Linked DNA regions of Homo sapiens: region 1 is linked to region 2. Evidence: read pairs that join two places in POLR2A ChIA-PET (ENCODE). Cell type or tissue: PC-9. All regions are shown on one strand. Each heading gives the region's core, and the rest is flanking DNA. Links, peaks and the distances in the headings are about the cores only.

Evidence for each region. ChIA-PET counts read pairs that join two places held together with the same protein. Peaks named below come from ENCODE experiments on the same cell type or tissue, not always from the same donor. Only the 100,000 strongest peaks of a DNase experiment are listed, where the experiment ranks them.
Region 1: POLR2A ChIA-PET joins it to region 2 with 7 read pairs; 2 of 35 experiments call an interaction of 5 or more read pairs at or near these places.

Annotation. Positions count from the first base shown.
Region 1 is chr17:5,307,898-5,312,897 of GRCh38, reverse strand. It overlaps RABEP1 (rabaptin, RAB GTPase binding effector protein 1), which reads right to left. Exons shown (of 18, transcript NM_004703.6): 2 at 4,076-4,204. Among named protein-coding and RNA genes, the nearest start is that of RABEP1, 28 kb to the right of the region's middle. In PC-9, for the core only: no CTCF peak of the experiment used is centred there; no DNase peak of the experiment used is centred there.
Region 2 is chr17:4,325,884-4,333,964 of GRCh38, reverse strand. All of the region lies in intron 1 of UBE2G1 (ubiquitin conjugating enzyme E2 G1), which reads left to right. Among named protein-coding and RNA genes, the nearest start is that of UBE2G1, 37 kb to the left of the region's middle. RefSeq lists an enhancer at 1-809. In PC-9, for the core only: no CTCF peak of the experiment used is centred there; DNase peaks (open chromatin) are centred at 3,924 and 6,084; H3K4me3 peaks cover 529 bases; H3K27ac peaks cover 4,553 bases.

The DNA.
Region 1 (5,000 bases), core at 1-5,000, 980 kb before region 2:
TGACCTCAGGTGATCCACCCGCCTCAGCCTCTCAAACTGCTAGGATTACAGGCATGTGCGACCGTGCCTAGTCCAGACAGGACTATTTCTTGTGACACACAATACATCTTGAAATGATGATACTGTGCAAAATGTATTATCTACCACAGTAGACTATTCTTTCTTGGGAATAGAAACCATATATCTCATTCATCCCAACCTCCACAGTGTCTTGCAGAGTGCCACCATGACTAGACATGAACATCAGCTTTCCCACCTACTTACCAGCCTATAAAAGAAAATAAAAAACAGCCCTCCTGAAAGCCATGAAAAAATGGAACTCCATTCCATACCACAGTCAGTAATCCTTTCCAAGCCAGGGCTAAATTCTACAAGGCCTAAGAACCTTCCATCATATAGTATTTTACTATGGTTCATTGTCCTGTTGTATTAAAAACTCCTCTATGAGGCCAGGCACGGTGGCTCATGCCTGTAATCCCAGCAGTTTGGGAGGCTGAGGCGGGCAGATCATTTGAGGTTAGGAGTTCAAGATCAGCCTGGCCAACAGGGTGAAACCCTGTCTCTACTAAAAATACAAAAAAATTAGCCAGGTGTGGTGGCACACACCTGTAATCCCTGCTACTCGGGAGGCTAAGGCAGGAGAATCACTTGAACCGTGGGGCAGAGGTTGCAGTGAGCCAAGATTGTTGTGCCACTGCACTCCAGCCTGAGCGAAAAAGTGAGACTCTGCCTCACAGAGGGATAACTAAAATTAGTGTCAATAATTAAAAAGTGAATGACTAATAACAGTGTAACAAATCTTTTGGCAAGTCAGGTGGACGCAAGTCCTCTTTCAACAAAATTGAAGACAGACCTAATTCAGTTGTTAGCTGATAGGATAAAAACATTTTGATGCTAAAGAACTATGTAATTTAACATATAATTTAGAAACAGCTAAGAGAATTGAATAATAATTGCTGTAATAAAACTCTGTTTCTATTTACTCACTCATGAGACCAAGGGTTCTTGGCATTTATATGTTTAAAAAAATAAAACTACAATAGAATTGATGCTGACAAGCTATCTTTTTCTAGCAGTAAATAATATGCATCCAGAGATTAACGATTTAATGAGAACCAATATATCTCAAAAGAGCTGCATTTCCAATGATTTTTATATTTTCCTATTTTTTAGTCTGTTTTTTTTTTTTTTTTTTTTTTTGAGATGAAGTCGCTCTGTCACCCAGGCTGGATGGAGTGCAGTGGCACAATCTCAGCTTGCTGCAACCTCCGCCTCCCAGGTTCAAGCGATTCTCCTGCCTCAGCCTTCTGAGTAGCTGGGATTACAGACCCATGCCAACATGCCTTCTAATTTTTGTATTTTTTTTGTAGAGACAGAGTTTCACCATGTTGGCCCAGCTGGTCTCGAACTCATGACCTTGTGATCCGCCTGCCTCGGCCTCCCAAAATGCTGGGATTACAGGTGTCAGCCACCGTGCCTGGCCTTATTTTCATAGTAATATGTAAAATATCCATAATGTGATCAACTGTGTATTTATAATAAATTTTAATAATATCTCCGTAAAGAAAACATTTATATGCATATTTTAAGAGTTCCAAGCACAAGATGTTACTTTAGGCCAGTAGTTTTTAAAGTATGGTCTCTGAACAGTAACATCTCCGCCAACTGGTAACTTGCTAAAAACACAAACTCTGGATCCCAGTGCCCTAGTGAGTCAGCGTCTCTGAGGGGGGAAGCCAGTAATCCTTGTTTTAACGAACCCTATTAGGTAATTCAAATGCACACGCAAGCCCATTGTGGTGGCTCACGCCTGTAATCCCAGCACTCTGGGAGGCCGAGGCAGGCGGATCATCTGAGGTCAGGAGTTCGAGACCAGCCTGGCCAACATGGTGAGACCCCGTCTCTACTAGAAATACAAAAATTAGCAGGGCGTGGTGGCACACACCTGTAGCCCCAGCTACTAGGGAGGCTAAGGCACAAGAGTCGCTTGAACCCAGGAGGCGGAGGTTGCAGTGAGCCAAGATCACACCACTGCACTTCAGCCTGGACAACACAGCGAGACTCGGTCTCAAAAAAAAAAAAAAATGAATGAAACAAATGCACACTCAAGTTTCAAAACCATTTTTAAGAAAAAAATTCTAAAGGAGATGTAAAGAAGAAAACCCAACGCAAGGAGGAAAACCACTGTAAAATTTCGGCTATAAAGCTATTCATGTGTTTGTTAAACAGATAACAATGGATAAATCACTGATATTTTCATTCCACTGGATATGTTTAAAAGCAGGAAGTTGGCCAGGCGTGGTGGCTCACCCAGCACTTTGGGAGGCCGAAGCGGGCGGATCACAAGGTCAGGAGTTTGAGACCAGCCTGACCAACATGGTGAAACCCCGTCTCTACTAAAAATACAAAAATTAGCCGGGCATGGTGGCACACACCTGTAATCCCAGCTACTCGGGAGGCTGGGGCAGGGCAGGAGAATCACTTGAATATGGGAGGCGGAGGTTGTAGTGAGCTGAGATAGTGCCACTGAACTCCAGCCTGCGTGACAGGGGAAGATGTCGGGGGAGACTCCCATCTCAAAAAAAAAAAAAAAAAAGGACGAAGCTTTCATTTAAATTGTAAATATCAACAATATAAAATTTTATCCTTCACATCTTTTCAAGCAAAAAATTTTAAACATCAACTTTAACATGTATGAAGGTTGTATGTAAGTATATATTTTACAGAGTTCATAAGTTAAAAAAGGTGCATGATCACTAGTCCAGAACAGGATTTTTCAAACTGTAGTACTTGAACTAGCAGTAACTGGAATCATCTATGAGCTTATTAGAAATGCAAATTTCTGGGCTCCACCCAAACATACTGTGGTTTAACAAGCTCTCCAGGTGATTTTTATCCACATTTGAATTTGAGAGCCACTATTCTATTATAGACTAGAGCAGTTTTCAAAATTTAGTGTGCAGCTGGACCCAAATCCCACAGTTTCTAACTCAGTAAATCTGGGTGGGACCCAAACATTTGCATTTCTAACAACTTTCCCAGGTGATGATGACGATAATGATGCTGTTCCACAATCACACTTTGAGAATCACTGGTCTAGAGAGCTGTGGAAACTACATTCACATTATTCTAGGTCGATACTCAGAAGGTAAGCCCCTTCCCTGATCCTTCAAATCAGGTCCCCCAACATGTTCTCTCATGTATTTTCCTTATACAGTTTCTTTTTCTTTTTTTTTTTTTTTTGAGATGGGAGTTTCACTCTTGTCGCCCACGCTGGAGTGCAATGGCGCAATCTCAGCTCACCTCAACGTCTGCCTCCTGGGTTCAAGCAATTCTTCTGCCTCAGCCTCCCGAGCAGCTGGGATTACAGGCATGCGCCACCATGCCCAGCTAATTTTGTATTTTTAGTACAGACAGGGTTTCTCCATGTTGGCCAGGCTGGACTTGAACTCCCGACCTCAGGTGATCCGCCCCCGCCCGTTGGCCTCCCAAAGTGCTGGGATTACAGGTGTGAGCCACCGCGCCCAGCCTGCAATTTCCTGTTTTAACGACTCATCACACAATTACTTAACATCTGTTTTGCTCATTGAGTTCAACCAAGTTAAAGAACCACATGAATTTTCCTCTTTCTGTATACCCAACACAAGTATAATGTCTGCCTCATAGTAGATATTAAATAAATATTTATTGATAAATAACTGAATATTTGTTGGGTAAAACTGATGTTTCATGGAATTAAAGATAACATAGCTAAAGCTGTTATTAGAATGCCAACAATCCTAGTTTGCCCACAACTGTATCCCAAATGTTAAGAGCAATAACATTCTCTTATCTCAAGGCTATGCAACCTAAATATGAACAGTAAGATCAAAAAACAAGGCAAAATCTGAAGAAGGCATTTTTCAACTTGTTTTTCAATCCCATTCTTAACCTAGCCTTTAAACAGTATTCTTTTATTATGCAAGTACAAATAAAATCAAGGTTTATTCAATGATAAAATTAACACTACTACCAAGAAACTCAACACTTTAAGGCAGTTTTCGCATTGAAGTTGGTGCGAGACTTATGAACTTACCCTCTTTAGCCAAATATAACTCCTTAAATTTTGCTCTCTTTTGATTAAATTCTTGTTCAAGCTGCTGTTGTGCACGTAAAAATTCTGCATTAATTTTTTCCAATTCTGCTACCCGTTGCTGAAGAGAAACTGGGGGAAAAAAACACTAGTTAACAAGTAATAACTTTTATTCATAAATTTATAAAACAGTAAATTAGTATTCTAGCTGTACATTGCTATACGTGAAACAAGTAGTCAAGCTTCTTCCAAAAATCCACCATATGCTAGGATATTCTAATGTTTAAAAAAAGTAAGACAGACCAGGCATGGTGGCTCACGCCTGTAATCCCAGCACTTTGGGAGGCCGAGGCGGGCGGATCACCCGAGGTCAGGAGTTCGAGACCAGCCTGGCCGACATGGAGAAATCCCATCTCTATTAAAAATACAAAAATTAGCCAGGTGTAGTGGCAGGTGCCTGTAATCCCAGCTACTCAGGAGGCTGAGGCAGGAGAATCGCTTGAACCCGGGAGGCGGAGGTTGCAGTGGGCCGAGATCGCACCACTGCACTCTAGCCTGGGTGACAGAGTGAGACTCTGTCTCAAAAAAAAAAAAAAAGATCCTTGTATTAGACTTAATACACAACTGTAAATGAGTCATGTAAAGTGAAACCACAAATATACAGAGAATCACATAAGGCCAACTTCCCCACAAAAAAAAGAGCTTCTAAAGTGCCTTTGTGCAACTGAATAGCAATTTAATTTTAGAACTGTTAAATATTGGATTATTTGAACTACTTATCCCACAAATGAACCTACTGCCAATCTTGCTATTTCCCATTTCTCTCAAGTGTCACAAGCAAAATCTAATAGGTTCCCTAACTAGTGTAGCCATACCAGACTGAACTATTCTTCCAACTTCAAAATGATCCATTACCATTATACTGAGA
Region 2 (8,081 bases), core at 1,657-6,656:
AAGGTGATCAGTGATAAGCCCCCTGGTCTTCATTCAGGGTTGAAGGGAATAGTGAAAACTGTGAACGTGTACAACTTGTGGTTACTAAGAGTGAGACTTTGACTGCGAATTAGGCAAAAGGTGTAAGTCTTTTACTTTTTTTTTTTGAGACGGAGTCTCACTGTGTCACCCAGGCTGGAGTGCAGTGGTGCAATCTCGGCTCACTGCAACCTCTGCCTCCTGGGTTCGAGATTCCCCTGCCTCAGCCTCCCCAGTAGCTGGGACTACAGGTGCGTGCCACCACACCCATCTAATTTTTTGTATTTTTAGTAGAGACGGGGTTTCACTGTGTTAGACAGGATGGTCTCGATCTCCTGACCCTGTGATCCACCCGCCTCAGCCTCCCAAAGTGCTGGGATTACAGGTGTGAGCCACCACACCTGGCCAGCGCCCAGCTAATTTTTGTATTTTTAGTAGAGATGGGGTTTCTCCATGTTGGCCAGGCTGGTGTCGAATTTCTGACCTCAGGTGATCTGCCTGCCTCGACCTCCCAAGTGCTGGGATCACAGACAGAGCCACCGTGCCCGGCCCGTCTTTTACATTTTACATATTTTAGCTGTTTAGGGAACAGCTTCGCCCGTAAGTTTTTTTCTTCTCTTCTTTTAAAATGATGGCTGAGATACACACATTCTTTACATTACTTTTGATGTGAACGAAGGTCATTTCAGTAGACTTGCACATTTAGAGTATGCCAGCAACTTACTCAATATTGCGATAGGTGGAATTTACGGTCTGGCGTCTGAATTGTAGCTTATCCTCAACCATCAAAATTCCTACCCAAATTTCTTGTGTTCCAAACTTAAGAATTGTTGTGTTTCATTGCCAATAACATGGCTTTTTCCTAAAGTGATACATATTTTTAAGTAATTCATTTCTTGGGCAAATATTTACTGCCAGAGACTGTCACAGGTCCTGGGGCTATATCAGTAAATAAACAAAAACCCTTGTTCTTATAGAGCTTGCTTTGTAGTTAGGGTAGGGGAGAGAAGAATTAATAGAAAGTGTAGAGTGCTGTGTGGAAACTAGAACAGGGAAAGAGGATAAAATAAGGAGTGTGTAAGGGGGTGGGGTTTCATTAAAAATAGGGTGACAGTGGACCGAGGAACTCAGGTGAATGAGTGAATCATGCAGAGGTTAGGTGAGGCAAGCACAAGGGCCCTGAAATGGGGCTGACCTGAACGCTGGAGGGAGGTGGCAGAGCGGTTAGCTGAAGGTTGGAGAGAGATGCTGGTTAAAGCCCCTGAACGCTGGAGGGAGGTGGCACAGCACTTAGCTGAAGGTTGGAGAGAGATGCTGGTTAAAGCCCCTGCGGTGGCAGAGCGGTTAGCTGAAGGTTGGAGAGAGATGCTGGTTAATTCTGAAGGACCCTATAGGCCATCACACAGGCCATTGCTCTGAGTGAGAATGGGAAGCTGTTGGTATAGTGACATGATGTGACTCACATTTTTCCAGGATTACTTCTGCCTGCTGGGTTGAGAGTAGATACAATAGGGAAGGTATTTTCCATAGTACCCCAGCACATGCATTTTTATTAAACATTTGTGGCTGAAATGAAAGCTTCACCAACAATAACCCTATTTTATTTTTTGTTTCTGTTAGGAAAAATGAGTGCTGGTTATGTTCCACTAGATCTATTTCATGACTGTGTGACTTACGGTTGAAAAACACTGCCAAATAGAATATAGCCTCTGACTTAGTGGACAAGAAGTAAAATTGAGGTTTGTGTATGAAAGCAAAGTGAACACAATGTAAAATAAAAAAAGAATAAAAACTTAAAAATCAACATTATGTATATGTATATATACTTAGCTTTAAAAAACCCAAATAATCAAATACCAGTGATTCAAGAGGCCTAATAGTGAACAATGCATTCAGTGAAGGATAATGAAGAATTCCCCAGAGGCAACTGCTTTTTAAAACCTTTTAGGTTCAGATCTCCTGGGGGCTTAACTCCATGCTTCTAAATAATATATTTATAGTGTTTATGTTTTGGTTTATCAACTTTAGACATTCTCTGTTGACTTCTTGCTATGACAGATGTTTTCAGTCCCACTTCTCACTACTGATCTCCCTCGTACGACGGTCACTGAACTGGCGCCTCTCTGGGGTTCTGCCCAGAAGATTAGCCTTCCTCCTTCGCTGCAGCTCCTCTGTGAGTATTCTGCTCTCTGCTCCCTCCACTCTGCTTACTCAGTTCACGTTCTTCCATCCGTTTTCATCTTTCAGAGCCATGGGCAATCCACCTGGTCTTTTTAATATACTTTAAATTAAAAAGTTATTTTTTAATTTCTTTAGAAAAATTTATTTAACTTCTTAGGAGGGAAGAGGAGATAAGCACATGTGCCCGCACTGACACCTTGAACTAGAAGACACGATTAGGCCAAAGCTTTTTGTTGTCAAAAGTGTGTAGTGTATGTGTTTTAAGAGTTAGATATATTCAGAATATCTTATCTTTTAAAAATTGTAAATATTTCCCCATGTCCTGAAATATTCTTGTAAAGTATTTTAAATAGATGCATAGCATTCCTTCATATGCTGCTACTATCATATTCCCCACATCTTGACTTCTGGGTTTTCAAATTATAGTTGTAAACCACTTAAATTATAATTAGTGCTTCTGTGGATTTTCCTTATGAAAACATTTATACATAATCCTTGATTATTTCTCTTCGGATAAATTTCTGGTCATTTCTTAGTTAAGGAAAATAAATATTTTTGAGGTTCTTCATAAATATTACTGATTGCCTTCTAGAAAGGCTTTGCTAATTTGTATTTCCACTATTAACTGTATCAAAGTGCCACTTTTTATTGTGTTCTTCATACCACCAGGAACTTTAAAAAATGTTTGATTCTGCTAGGTAAAAAGAAAATTATTTTAAAAATTCCCAAGAAAGGTGAACACCTTGACAGTTTGGAATGTGTGTGTGTGTGTGTGTGTGTGTGTGTGTGGTTTTAAAGGTTTATAAGAGTAATTATTTGCCTTTTAATTTTTTATGGCTATTTTGGCATTTAGAAATTTTATTTTTCTGGCCAGGGCACAGTGGCTCATCATGCCTGTAATCCCAGCACTTTGGGAGGCCAAGGTGGGTAGATCTGTTGAGGTCAGGAGTTTGAAACCAGCCTGGCCAACATGGTGAAACCCCGTCTCTAATTAATAAATAAATAAATAAAATATATTTTATTTATTTGAGATGGAGTTTCACTCTTGTTGTCCAGGCTGGAGCGCAATGGTGCGATCTTGGCTCACCGCAACCTCCGCCTCCTGGGTTCAAGCAATTCTCCTGCCTCAGCCTCCCAAGCAGCTGGGATTACAGGCATGTGCCACCATGCCTGGCTAATTTTGTATTTTTACTAGAGACAGGGTTTCTCCATGTTGGTCAGGTTAGCCTCGAACTCCTGACCTCAGGTGATCCGCCCACCTTGGCCTCCCAAAGTGCTGGGATTACAGGCATGAGCCACCGCGACTGGCTGAAATTTTATTTTTTTAAAATCATCCAGCTAAGTAGGCTTTCCCATTTATTTATTTTTTGACACTTAGAGTAATGTTTCCCATTCCTAAAATCAAATAAGAGTATGCAAAATGTGAAGATAGCTTTGAATTTGGAGTGGCGTATGGAAAAGTGCCTGGGAGAAACTTGGCGGCAGTTGATTTAGAAACAATTAGGCTTTGGCTTGTGTTAAAAATCTGTGGATCATTTAGATTTTCGATTGTTGCTGTCCCCATGTCTCCTGTTGCCCCATACTATAGATGGTGTTAAATTGTTAGACACTTCCATGAATGTACTTCATACATGTAAAACTTCGTAGATGCATGACTCATGGCTCTGGGTGGTCTAGCTAAACTAGTCTTTTACGTCATACGTGTAAAACTTTGTAGATGCAATAACTCATGGCTCTGGGTAGTCTAGCTAAGCTAGTCTTTCCACTCAAAGAGCACGATACTTAAGCTTTCTCCTGGTGAGTCATGAATTGTCATCAGGGAATTTCTCACTGTTTGGCTTAATTCGATTAGGAACTGCTACTGGTGATAGTTTAGTCCTTATTTAGTTTTAGTCTAAGAGAACCTTACTGACGTTACTATAAATCTAAAAAAAAAAAGCATACCTTTAAAAAAGCCTAATGGCAATGGACTAGTCAGGATAGTAAGAAAAAGTTATACTGGAAAGAGAGAGATGGTTTATGAATTGGTTACAAAAAATACATCAGTATTATTTTGAAGACAACCCTGATTTCAGTCATGGTTGAAATCCTTAACCAACCACAAAAATGTCTTACATTTTAAATATATTAAAGTCCTTAAATTATGGAAATAGTGTCTTCTAAGAAGTTGTTTAATAGTGGAAAGAAGAGTCTCAGTCTCTTTTTTTTTTTTGAGACAGAGTCTCATTCACCCAGGCTGGAGTGCAGTGGTGCCATCTCAGCTCACTGCAACCTCTACCTCCTGGGATCAAGCGATCCTCCTGCCTCAGCCTCCCCAGTAGTTGAGACCACAGACACATGCCACCATGCCCGGCTAATTTTTTTTTTGAGACAGAATCTCGCTCTGTCACCCAGGCTGGAGTGCAATGGTGCGATCTCTGCTCACTGCAACCTCCGCCTCCCAGGTTCAAGCAGTTCTCCTGCCTCAGCCTCTGGAGTAGCTGAGACTACAGGCACACTCCACCACGCCTGACTCATTTTTTGTATTTTTGTAGAGACGGGGTTTCACCATGTTGCCCAGGCTGGTCTTGAACTCCTGAGCTCAGGCAATCCGCCTGCCTCGGCCTTCCAAAGTGCTAGGATTACAGAAGTGTCTTTTTTTTTTTTTTTTTTTTTTCTTTTTGAGACGGAGTCTCTCTCTGTCACCCAGGCTGGAGTGCATGGCGCGATCTCTGCTCACTGAAGCTCCACCTCCCGGGTTCACGCCATTCTCCTGCCTCAGCCTCCTGAGTAGCTGGGACTACAGGCGTCCGCCACCACGCCTGGCTAATTTTTTGTATCCTTGGCTAATTCTTTGTATTTTTAGTAGAGACGGAGTTTCACCATGTTAGCCAGGATGGTCTTGATCTCCTGACCTCGTGATCTGCCCGCCCCGGCCTCCCAAAGTGCGGGGATTACAGGCGTGAGCCACCGCGCCCCGCCCACCATTGTCATGTTGTTAGTGCAGCACAGAAGCCCATCAAGTGGCAGTCAATAATTTCCTAATTTGTTTTTGAAAAAAACTTAGCTACATTCCAATTTTCTACGTGCTTAGGTTTCTTTTATAAGTTTGAATAAATGTATAAATAACTTCAGGGTTGTTTTATGGGTTCTTGGTACCTCACACAGATAAACTTGTAAATGGAATAAGATGTAGAGGAATGCAAAAGAAGCTAAGGAGCAAGCATGACAGCATCCTCTTATTTTATCGCCTTCTCCTCTGCAGTAGTCAGGGTACAGGGCACTGAATTCAGATCAAAATCATAGACTTTACTGTATCTCTTGCTGGCGAAAATATTTAAGTTATCTGACATTTACTAGGTCTATTAAATCACCCAAGGGAAGAACTTTTTTTGTATGCATACGGTAGTAAAGGGCTTTTGCAAAACCAGTATGTTGATATTTTGGACAACATAAAACAATATACACCTTGTACATTTACTTTAAAAATTAACTTGTGAAAAGCATTTCTCATTTTGTTTACTTAGTTTTTAAATAAAGCCAGACTAGTTTAGCTTAATATATGGGTTCTCAGCTGGGAGAACCAGATTAACCATCATTCTAGTCAAGGCTTTGAGTTTCCATTCTCTGAAATGATGACTTGCAACTTGGTGGAATTTGATATTCTTTCCAAAACTAAGAAATTTTGGTGATCCATTCGGAGTTATTTCTGCTCTCTTTCTTTAACAGTGAGACTGAGAGTATCGGTCTACTTGCACTGCACATGGGCCAAAATGGGCCTTTCACAGGAGAAGCTCTACACAAAGGAAAGGAGAAAGGGTTCCTGCAGAAGGAAGAGAAGGGCAGATTTGTTCTCAGAGGTCACTTATGTTAAGGCAAGGATGGCAGATGTCTCATCATGGATTTATTTGGCGGGTGTGGCTGCTGAGTACTGTATTGGGAGGAATCCTAAGTACGTGATAGGTTATTAATGGTGCTGTCTTTGGGTGTGGGCCACGTCGAAGGCTTGAGGGTGATTCAGAGTAATGACACAGTCCGTCTGTATTTTAGGACCTGCCACACAAGGAGGTAGGAATATGCTTGGCTTCCATTTGATGTGTCCCACACTTCTGATATGTATATTGGACTTTTTAACTACTCCATTCTACTCTTCCCCCTTCTCACTACTGTACTTAACTAAGTCTTAATAAACAAACACACAAACCGGTAACTCCTCATCCCTCTTTATCCTGAGCCCCTGGCAACCCCCATTCTATTTTCTCTCTCTGAGTTTGACTTCTCAAGGTATTTTCTTTTCTTTTTCTGTTTCTTTTATTTGTGACAGTCTCGCTCTGTTGCCCAGGCTGGGGTGCAGTGGTGTGATCTTGGCTCAGTACAACCTCTGCTTCCCGGTTCCAAGCGAATCTCCTGCCTCGGCCTCCCAAGTAGCTGGATTAGGGGTGCCCGCCACTACGCCACTACGGCTATTTTTGTATTTTTGTATTTTTTTTGAGACAGAGTCTTGCTCTGTCACCCAGGCTGGAGTGCAGTGGCGCGATCTCGGCTCACTGCAACCTCTGCCTCCCAGGTTGAAGCGATTCTTCCTGCCTCAGCCTCCCGAGTAGCTGGGATTAACAGGCATGAGCCACCATGCCTGGCTAATTTTGTATTTTTGGTAGAGACGGGGTTTTGCCATGTTGGTCAGGCTGGCCTCGAACTTCTGAACTCAGGTGATCCACCTGCCTCGGCCTCCCAAAGTACTGGGATTACAGGCGTGAGCCACCGTGCCTGGCCAATTTTTGTATTTTAGTAGAGACGTGGTTTTGCCATGTTGGCCTGGCTGGTTTCAAACTCCTGACCTCAGGTGATCTGCCCACCTTGGCCTCCCAAGTGCTGGGATTACAGGTGTGAGCCACTGCACCTGGCTGCAAGGTATTTTCATGTAAGTGGACTCATACAATATTTATCCTTTTGTATCTGGCTTATTGCACTTGGCATAATATTTTCAAGTTCATTCATGTTGTAGAATGTATCATAATTTCATTCCTTTTTAAAGCTGAGTAACATCCTGTTGTATGTATATACTGCACATTTTGTTTATCCATTCATCTGTTGGTTGACAATTGGGTTGTTTCCACGTTTTGACTGTTGTGAATAATGCTGCTTTGAACATTGGTGTACAAACATCTGTTTGACCCCCTGCTTTAATTCTTTTGCATATATAACCAGAAGTGAAATTGCTGGATCATATGGTAATTCTAAGTTTAATATTTTGAGGACATGCCATGCCGCCTTTCACAATGGTTGCATCCTCTTACATTCCCATTAGCAATGCATGGGGTTCTAATTTCTCTACATTCTTGTCAACACTTGTCATTTTCTGTGTGTGTGTTTAATAGCAATTCTAATTGGTGTGAAGTGGTATCTCATTGTGGTTTTGAATTTCTTCTATTATTAGTGATATTGAGCATCTTTGCATTGTGCTTGTTGACCAGACATCTTTTTATCTTTGGAGAAATGCCTATTCAAGTCATTTGCCCATTTTTGCATTGGTTTTCTTGTTGTTATTGAGTTGTATGAGTTCTTTTTGTATTCTGGATATTAATCCTTTATCAGATAGGTGATTTACAATATTTTTCCCATTTTTTTGGGGGTTGCTTTTGATGAACTAAAGTTTTAAATTTTGATCCAGATCATTTATTTTTTCTTTTGTCTCTATTGCTCTTGGTGTCATGTCCAAGAGTTTGTTGCTAAATCCAATGTCTTGAAGATTTTCTCTTATTTTTTCGCCTGAGAGTTTTAAAGTTTTAGCTCTTACGTTTAAGTTTTCAGTTCATTTAGAGTTATTTTTTGCATATCATGTAAGGAAAGAATCCACCTTCATTCTTTTGCTTATGGATACCCAGTTTCCCTAGTGTTGTTTA